Linked DNA regions of Mus musculus: region 1 is linked to region 2. The links are chromatin loops, found by intact Hi-C in ENCODE. Cell type or tissue: left cerebral cortex. All regions are shown on one strand.

Region 1 (5,000 bases), 140 kb after region 2:
TGTGAACCTCTGCACCCATGTGAAAAAGCCAGGTGTGGACCTAAACCCTGGCACTGGAGGAGGAGGACAGAGACAGGATCACTGGGTCTTGCAGTCACAAGCCTAGTGGACAAACATGCTCCAGGTTCAGGAGAGGCCCTGCAGAAGGGACTCCGGCCCCTGAGGACAGATCAAGGAAAAAACACTTGACATCTTTCTCTGACCTCCATCTGCACAGAGGCACTCCCCCTCCCCCCACGCACACCAGACCTCCCCTGAAGAACACATAGGAGAAACATGTGTGACCAGCAGCTGGGCCGCTGAGCCCATCAGTAAAATGGGATTCATGATACTGTTGGTTATCAACGCAGCCAGGCTGGCTGCCAGTGAGCTCCAAGGATCCTGAGTGCTGGGATTACAAAAGAGCAGTGGCCTGGCTTTTTATGTAGGTCATAGTAGCGACCAGTAGCTGATGGCTACAGCCTCTATTCCTTTGGAAAACACTGAGGCACCTATATAATCCTTCCTTCCTTCCTTCCTTCCTTCCTTCCTTCCTTCCTTCCTTCCTTCCTCTCTTCCTTTCTATCTTTCTTTCTTCCTTTCCTTCTCTCTCTCTCTCTCTCTTTCTTTCTTTCTCTCTTTCTTTCTTCTTCCTTCCTTTCTTTCTCTCTTCCTATTTCTCTTTCTTTCTTTCTTTCTTTCTTTCTTTCTTTCTTTCTTTCTTTCTTCTCTCTCCCTCCCTCCCTCCCTCCCTCCCTTCCTTCCTTCCTTCCTTCCTTCCTTCCTTCCTTCCTTCCTTCCTTCCTTCCTCCCTTCTGCTGCTTAAAAATATATTTATTTAACTTTAGTTTGTTTTTTGATAGGCATGTCTGTTTTGTCTTCATGTATGTCTATGTGCCAGATATGTTCTTTATGTCCCAGAGACCAGAAGAGGATGTGGGAGCCCCTGGGACAGGAATTGCAGATGGTTGTGAGTTGCTATGTGGGCACTGGGAATGGAACCTCTTGTCTACCAGAAGAGCAGCTGGTGCTCTTGACTGCTGAACTAGCTACGTCATGTCTAGCCTTAGTGTTTTTCATTTTTATCAATGAGCTACACTACAACTCATTACATTCATTTATTCATGTGTGTGTATGTGTGTGTGTGTGTGTACGTACATGTGTGTGTGTGTGTGTGTGTGTGTGTGGTATGTAGGATGTGTGTGTGCACGATGTGGTGTGTGTGTGCATGCTGTGGGGTATGTGTGTGTGTGTATGTGTGTGTGTGTATGCTTGCTATGGTATGAGTGTGGAACTCTGAGAGCAACTTGGTGGGTTGTCTTCTTCTGCTGCTGGGAACTGAACTTAGTTCCCCAGCTCAGCAGTGAGTGCTTTTGCTTGCCAAGCCGTCTCACCGGCCTTAGCATTCTCATAAGAGCAATATTCACTGATTAGTTTCTGCACTAGTCAAGACCCTTGCTTGAAAAACTGCAGAAGGCCAGTTCAGATCAGCTTATATAAAACCCATAAGACAAATCTTCCTCCAGAGATGGGATTTACAGGCACACTTGTCTCAAAAGCCTAGGACTTGGGGCCTGATTCACCCTTGTGGGAACATCACATCATGGCTCATAAGTAACTGTACTTACATGTCAATCAAAAATGAAATAAAAACACCAACAAAGAGTCCTGTGTTTCCCTGACCCTGGGCCTTTTAATTTCTCTTGCTTCTCCCTTACCTTTGCCAGTCTGGGCAACCATTGATCTCAGAGAAACTGACATCTTTCCTAAGCATCTCTAGTAGAGTCCTGGGGAAGAGACTCTTGCTGGCCAAGCTGGGGGACATGCAGGAGTCATCTTGGTTCAAAGGTCAAAGGAGGGCCAGCCCCACAGGATCACCTAACTTTCTCCTAAGGCATTCACAGGATCACCCTAGGCATGGCTGTTCTGGGAGGCAGAACACTTTGGTGAGGTTGAGTGTGGCCCCGTGAAGGAGAGAAGGTAGAACAACCCCCCTCTCTCCTCATAACAGATTAAAAGGTCTCTGGATGTTTCCAAATGCCCCTTGCGGGAGGAAGTGACCCCTCCAGCGCCACAGATGGAGTAAGAATGTAGAAGCGCTCTACACTTGAGTTGTAGCTCAGTGCTAGGTTACTAACCTAGTGTGTGCGAGATCTGTCAGCATCACACAGGAAAAAACTCACTGGTCAGCTTTCTGTTACTATTACAAATACTGGAGACAATGGCTTTATAAAGCAGAAAGGTTTGCTTGGGCTCATTTAGTTTCAGAGATTCCAGTCTGTGGTTGGCTGGCTCTGTTGCCAGCCTTGGACACGCCCCCAGCAACTTGAAGACCTCTTAACCATGACCACCTCTTTAAAAGTCCCATCAGGGCTGGTGAGATGGTTCAGTGGGTAAGAGCACCCGACTGCTCTTCCGAAGGTCCGGAGTTCATATCTAGCTCTCAAATTTAGGAAGTAGTTTCCCATGGGAATGGAGACTGGTAAGCCAATGGCTCCTACACTGTTAATGTCCCGAGGGGTGTACACAGCCTTACTGCTAACCTCAGCCGTGACTGAAAGTCATTGAGGCCGTTTACAGTTCCTTCAAAATAATTCTAGAAGGGAATTCATAAAAATGGGTAACATCTGGAGAGATGGCTCAGCGGTTAAGAGCACTGACTGCTCTTCCAGAGGTCCTGAGTTCAATTTCCAGCAACCACATGGTGGCTCACAACCATCTGTAATGAGATCTGATGCCCTCTTCTGGTGTGTCTGAAGAGATCGGCAGTGTACTTACATACATTAAATAAATAAATAAATAAATAAATAAATAAATAAATAAATAAATATTTTAAAAAATGGGGCTAGAAAGATGGCTCAGTGGTTAAGAGCACTGGCTGCTCCTGGAGAGGACTCAACTTCTGATCCCAATACCCTACCCACACTGCCCCTCCTGACTACCCATGTAATTTTAGTTCCAGAGGATCTGACGCCCTCTTCTGGCCTCCCAAGGCACTGCACCACATGATGTACAGCCATTTAGGCAGACACTCATACACATAAAATAAAAATAAATAAATCTTGAGAGAGAAAAAAACCAACCCAGACATATTTATTTGTAAGCCTGTGAGTTGTCTATGGATACAGTCCCAGATCCGGAGGAACTGAGAAGCCCACTTCCCGAGGCGTATTGTAAACAGAAAGGAACGCCAAGACCGGTTTGGCCACACCTTGCGCTAGGTGCGTGATCTGTCTTCGGTTATTTGATCTCTTCCGTCCTGGTTGTCGCCAATCTTAAAGACGATTAATGATGCCAGACCAATTAATGATGTATGTGAGACTCCAAAATGCCAGGGAGTTGGGGTGTTATTTAAGCTCGTTCTTCAATTATTTGACTAAGAGGCACACTTGAGTGATTTCTTTTAGAATCAAAGCCTTACTTCTCTCCCCCTCCCCCTCCTCCTCGTCCTCCCCGCTTCCTTTTCATTTGTTGGCTAACACAGAGAGAGCAATGTTATGGTAAAAGGGATCCTTTTTCATTTTTTTAGATCGTTCTGAGAGGTAAGTTTTGCTCACCTGGTTTATTGCCAATCTCTTGCGTTCCCGGTGTTGAAAAAACAGAGGGGTAAGGTAGGGCTTATTTACAGTTCAGTGGTTCCTAGAACCAACACAACTGTTCCCTCGTGGAGACAGAAATTATGTCCCAATGAAACGCACCGAATATAGTCTCAATTCTGTGACTCCGTTCCCTCTTGCTAACACTCCAACCAGTTAAATCGGGGAGATTTAAGCTCCTGGTCTTTGTCTGAACACATCGGAAAAGCCAGAAAACGTTGGAACAAATTGTGGAGCCCAGTTGTAAGCGAAGGGCGGAAAAGCAGTCCAGAAACAAATGACCTAATCCGGTGTCAGAGGCAGCGGCTTAATGACTCCTGTCTGAAGAGAGACTTCCAGGACGGGTTCCTTCCTAAGTGAGCAGGAGAAAATTGGCCTTTTTGATGTAAGGCAGTTGAGGGAAAATTTCTGCTTTTGCCTCTAGGAGTAAATGTGCTTTGATTCTGATTAGATTTGTAATTTATTAAGCTTCTCCTTGCTGTTTGCACTTAGAGATACCAAGTTTGTTCTTTCTACTTGTAGAGACAGGCTTTTTTTGGGGGGGGGGCAGGGAGGTGACATTAGTTATTGTCATTGCCCCTTAGGAGGTTTTTAGTTTTAGTTGTTTTACTTCTGAACCTTGTTGCAGGGGCTGGGAGTCAGCTGTTAGAATGCTCACCTAGCAGGCGGAGGCCCTGAGCTCAGTCAACAGAACCTTGTAGGAGTAGTGGGCTCCACTGTCCTGCCAGCGTTTGGGAGGCAGAAGCAGGAGGATCAGAAGTTCAAGTCCACCCCCAGCTTTCTAGTAAGTCCAAGGCCAGCCAGGGCTACAGGAGACCCTGTCTCAAAACAAAACAACAACACACAAAAAAAAAAATTGCGACAGGGAACACATACACTGTAGAAGTTGTAAAAACGTCTCCCAGGATGCTATCTTCTCACCAGAAGCTTTTGTGTGCATTCTGGAAAATTCCAGTGTTTATGAAGTTGGAGGCTCCACGCTGATATTTATCAGGATTTAAATTTGAATCATGCATAGCACAGGAAAAAAAAGAATGGGGGCAGGGTCTTGATTTTTATTATGTGTTTGGAGAGGCGCTTCAGTGTTTACAGTCTGGGAACAGGATCCCAGCGGAATCCTTTCTGTTGTCAGGGAGGGGCCAACATTCCCGTGTCCACCCACTCACCCAGAGGCAGCCTGGTTTTGGAGTGGAAATAACACTCTTATACCTAATAGGACCCGGGAGATCTGCCCCGACTGCCTGCCGGTTTCTACAGTTGGAAATTACAAAAGCCAGCAGCCGATATCAACCTTCTGCCTGCTGACTTGCCAGAGAATCTCCCATCTCTTTCTCTTGGGCTACAAGGACTTCCTTCCTTCTGGACAAAATACTGGCATAGCCTAGGAGGTTGCAAGTTGGTTGCTGAGTCCATTGGGGTTTTGTT
Region 2 (5,000 bases):
GGAATCAGGATCCAGCCATTTAAAACAAATTATAGCTAGTGACCTCAAAAATCCAAAATGCAGGCCACACAGCATACATGAGACTGAATAATCGAAGAATAATGCTTTTCTAGCCGCCTGGAAACCCAGCTTCCTATGCAGTACTTGAAGGCCCCAGTCATCTGTGTTCACAGCAGTCACACAGCAGATATTTTATGACGTCCTGTGTTTTAGGCAGTCAAGGGTCATTAAAACTACTCCAAAGTTCTTGTCAACCAATATCATGTTTGGAACGAGTGAGGAAAAGCCTGCCATTTGATAAGGTGAAAAAGGAGCTCATCTGGAACCCCAGCTCTAATCAGGCAGCTCCGAATGAAGAGGGCTCCTGGGTGGGGGATGGCAGCCCTGCTGTGGCAAAACAGCATTTCCTACTCAAGTGATGTTGAGGGAGAAAAGTGATTAGCACTTATCTGCCAGGAGACAGAGCCTGAGTCACGAGGGCCACTGTAGGCCTCAATTATTTCATCAGTTTATAAGAGACTTGATGATTATGTCTTATTTTCAGATTTCCTCCAAAACAAGCCCACTGGAAAGGATTAGGGGCTCCTATCCACCCCAAGTTTCTCTGCCAAAAATGGAGGCTAACAAAGAAAATGCAAATCCCTCCCCCGTGAAGAAGCCAGAGTCAGAACTTTCTCTCCCCCTCTCCCTCCCCTACCACCTGGGAGGGGAGAAAAAGAGAGAGAGCTATTATTAAAATAGATTCTTCAGCATAAAGGGAAAACTTTTCTAAGTGGTATCTTAGTTCCTTTTTTAAAGTAAGAAGTGAAAGGGGATAATGCGAAGCCAAGACAATCAGGGAGTGTCGATCTTTTCAATCTGCCAGTTATCCCACTAAAGGAAATCACACTGCAAAGTGTGGAGATGGAGTGAGGATGAAAGGAGTAAAGAAACGTGGCCTTCCTCCAGTCAGGTCTTCCCCCTGCTTCCTCCTCCTGCACACAGACCAAGGTGCAGTCTAAAGAGCCAAAATATGGAAGTTCCCAGGGATGACTAATGCTAACTATCCACAACTCAGTCTTCAGAGGTCACTGCCTCTTGGATTTTATACTTACATAACTGGAAAGCTGGCAGCATGGTGGAGGGACTCAATCAAATCAGGATTCAAAATTAAAACCAAAATAACCAGATAGCCTAAATATACCACCAGGCTCCACAGGTTTGAAAAAACAGTATCTAAAATAAATACGACTTCTCCAGCAGGAGGGGGAAAAGTCATCTACCAGTAAGGACACACCTTAAAAGTTCTCAGCACAGTAACTAAGCACCAACTAGTGGTCTGATAGATACACTCCCCAGACAGAAAGCAGTAAGGTTAGTTCTCTGCACTTGTCACTACAAAAAAAAAAAAAAAATTTTTTTTTTGAAACTAGACCTGTTACTAATCCTTCTCGAAACAAAAACTTAACATCTGATATCCAATTTGGTACCAAGGTGGTCGATTTACTCTGGGAAAAGTAGTCAAGAAGGCTGTGGACGTTTTTCTCTTACAAAGAGAGGTGAAAGGCCCCCTGAGGCCCCTACCTAGTTGCCAGGCATGGCCAGCAGCTGTGGCTACCCTGCCTCCTCTTTTGTTGGCCTTAATCTCATGTCAAGTTATTCAACCACCTCAAAAGGGATGAAGACATAATTGAATCAACCTGAACTAAATCAGACCTAGGCCTCTTAAAACATACAACTTAATGGCTCCAACCCATCCCAAACCAGGAAACTGGCCACGGGATCCTGGGGTACACATGGTGCCCTACAGCCCTGGACCCCAAGCTGGTGCCCCTTAATCAACGCATGCTCAGGAATGCCTGTTTCTCAGAGAAAGAAACTAAGGCTCACAGGACACAGCCCTTAAGGTTGGGAACGACCACCCCGAGCCCCCGACCCAAACAATAAAAAGTTTAAAAGTTTCTACTACTGTGTGAGTGCGGACCGGCCCCCACTGGGGGTCCCAGAAGTGGGCCCCCGGGACTTCGGCTCACTTCAGGAAGCAAACCTTTCGGGAAAAATCCCCGCCCGCTGTCCCCACCCCCACCCTCCCCGCCCAAGAATGCGCTTCCCGTGCGCCGAGGGTCTGAGGCGGGGGCGCCCTTCACTGCGCGCCCGCTCGCGTTGAGGCTAAACTGAGGCGCACGGGGCGGCGCCCTCGGATGTGCGGTGCCGCCTCCCGCCAACCCGCACGAACTTCCCACGGGAGTTTGCGGGACGTTCTAAGTTTGGGAGTGAAACCGAACACCTTCCTTGGTTGGCAGGACGCAGCTCCCGCAGGGGCCCGGACCCCCGACGGCCACGCCGCGCCGGGCAGGCCATTGTCTCGGCCGTCCCTCCCAGCCCCACGCGCGGCCGCAGCCGTGGGGACGCGGCCCCGGCGCCCCTTTACCTGCGGCCGTCCGGCTGCACCGCCCAGCCGCGGGGCTGAAGGAGCGGCAGAGGCGGCGCGGCCTTTGTGCGTCTGCCGCTAGCCCCGACGGCGCGGGGACCGGGACGGGGCCGCGCCATGCCCGCCTCCCACGGCCGCGGGCGCCGGGACCCCCACCCCCACAGAGGCTCCGGGGGGCCGGGCTCACCTCCGGCGCGGGGCGAGGGAGCGGCGCGGGCGCCCCCTACTCGTCCGCGCGGGGACAGTGCAGGCGCGGGGTCCCTGCGCGGGCGGGCGGGCGGCCGGCGTCCGGCGGGGGGACTGTTGGGGCAGAAAGTGCTCGCAGCAGCTGTTGCGCCCTCCCCCCCGGCCGCGCCGCCTGACGCCCCGCCCCCGGCCACGCCCCCTCTGTGACCGCGCGTGTGCGCAAGCGCGTCCCCGACCCGCCCACCGCTGCGGGCCACGCCCCCCTCGGACCCCCCGAGGCGCGAGCCCCGCGGAGCGGCGCGCGCACCCCACTCCCACCCCGTGGGCTCCCGCGCACGCGCGCCCCGCGCCGTGTCCCGCCATCCGGCCTAACGTGGCGCGCTCGCGCCCGGGCGGTTCCAGTGACAGGTATTCTGGGGATGGAGGGGGGGGCTGCAAACGCAGCACGCAGGCGCACAGCCAGTCCTCCCTCGCCGCCTCCCCCTCCCTTGCAAGGTGCGCCCCGGGAGGGGAGGGAAGAGGAGGGGAGGGGCCGGTTGCCCAACTCCCCGGTCGCCCAGAATCACGAACAACAACAATAATAATAATAAAAATTTAAAAATAAACCAACCTTGCCACTGGCTTCGGGAGCTCACAGGATAGCGGTGTTCTGAGGTGTTGTGAAGGTTAACACTTTCAGAGAGTCAATGTGAGGAAGGTCCGAGACCTAAAAAGAATAAATTTTCTCTTAAATTGTTATCTTCAAAAAGCCTTTTTATTTCTTCCTTAACACCCTGGGCTTGTGTTTCTATTATAGTTTCATATCTGAATTTGGACTTGGTACCTAATAAATCTTAGTTTGCAGAGAAATTCATTTGAGTGAAACTAGGCTTAAAAGTGTGCTCAAAAACAAAAACCACACACTTCTTTATGCCCATCTCACTTAAAGCGTTTCCCTTCTGTTTTGTTCCTGACTCGTATTAAAGATGAAAGAAGATAAGACAGGAAAAGGTTTGACTCCAAAGGCCTGGGACTGATGTCCCGTTTTAAGCAAGCCCCAGGGAGGAACTATGGCGGCCACAATCACATCCAATAATTTTTCTGCTCCAAAATGCAAATGAACTCAAATGTAAAATAGATTTATTGCTTAACACCGAACAGTCAACTTGTTTGTTTCTTTTTCAAGCTGGCCCTCGGTGTATCAAAAAGTGGGAAAACATCAAGAAAAGCATACATACCCATTTCCTAAATCAAAAAGAAGCGTGGGGGTTGGGGGGGAACGGGACAAAAAAGAACCGACCGGAACTGGTAAGCAACGCAGTCCTTAATAAATAGGAAGAAGAATTCAAGAAGACAGCTTAGCAAGGGGCAAGAACCTGCCTTGTAGAATGTTTTTGCTGTCATTTTACATAGAACTACCAACCCACATATGGTCTCGTTAGTCTTTTTTTTCAAAGGAAGTGAATCAATTACTTACTCACAATTAATTAGCATCGCTGGAAGTAGATCCTTAAGCCAGCCCTGATTCTCATCCAAGCCCAGAAGATATTGATCATTTTTAGTACTAGGGTTCCTTTTCTCACCACAGATTAATATCTTTCTCTAAAGTATTATATTTACCCTATAAATATCATAAACTATAATATTTATAAGGTTAAAGCCTTATAAATATTCACGATCAAAACGCAACAGCTCAGCAAGCATTCATAAGCAGAAGACTTCATTTAACTTTGACCCCCCCAAATTAAAAAAAAAAAAAAAAAACGAGGGAGGGGAGCTTTGCTATAAAACAAAGAAAACTATGACCAAGTAAAGTGGATAGAGGTTGAGCTTCAGTCCCCATGTTAATGGATAACCTTTGCACTCTGAAGCCTTGAATACTGTAAACACAATAGCTGATAGTTAAAAACCCTAGTGTGGAGATGGGACAGAAAGGAAAGTCCAAACGTCTCAGCAGCAACAGGGAAACAATCAAATATTTTGACAAACAATCATTTGGCTAAGAACAATGAGACTCGGGCTCTCAGACCTTGTAGCTACTGAGTTATTTTCAGAGTAAAGGAAGAAAGGGAGGGGGGGGGCGGTTCTCCATGCCCTCACAAAGCCATACTCTGTTAAGCCATTTTGGCATCAGATGGTCTGTTACTGTTTCTCATCCCTCTCCTCCCACCACCACAAATAAGGGGGAGGGGGACTTACTATGTTGTAGCTCTTAAAATTGAAAGGGATTTGCCTTCCCTGATCTATCTGCTAAGAGGTTTGTATGAGATCCTGATGTCTGAGCAAAGAATTACAAAGAACCTTCCCTCCTGGAGACGTGCCAACAAAACTGGGAAATCGTTGCAAAATTCTGCCAGTGACGGCTGAGCTTGCAAACACATACCGTGTTTTCCAAGGGACATGGAGAGATCGGAATTCCTGCCTT

What was found. Hi-C counts contacts between places; a loop is a spot of excess contacts. Peaks named below come from ENCODE experiments on the same cell type or tissue, not always from the same donor. Only the 100,000 strongest peaks of a DNase experiment are listed, where the experiment ranks them.
Region 1: it touches region 2 in a loop (2.0-fold over the local background); 5 of 42 quality-filtered maps call a loop at or near these places.

Annotation. Positions count from the first base shown.
Region 1 is chr2:170,263,561-170,268,560 of GRCm38, forward strand. No RefSeq gene overlaps it. Among named protein-coding and RNA genes, the nearest start is that of Gm34542, 53 kb to the right of the region's middle. In left cerebral cortex, a CTCF peak has its summit at 2,980 (motif pointing left); a DNase peak (open chromatin) is centred at 4,761.
Region 2 is chr2:170,128,451-170,133,450 of GRCm38, forward strand. It overlaps Zfp217 (zinc finger protein 217), which reads right to left and starts at 2,770. Exons shown (of 6, transcript NM_001033299.3): 1 at 2,598-2,770. In left cerebral cortex, a CTCF peak has its summit at 2,650; DNase peaks (open chromatin) are centred at 1,730, 2,856, 2,973 and 4,953; H3K4me3 peaks cover 2,451 bases; H3K27ac peaks cover 848 bases.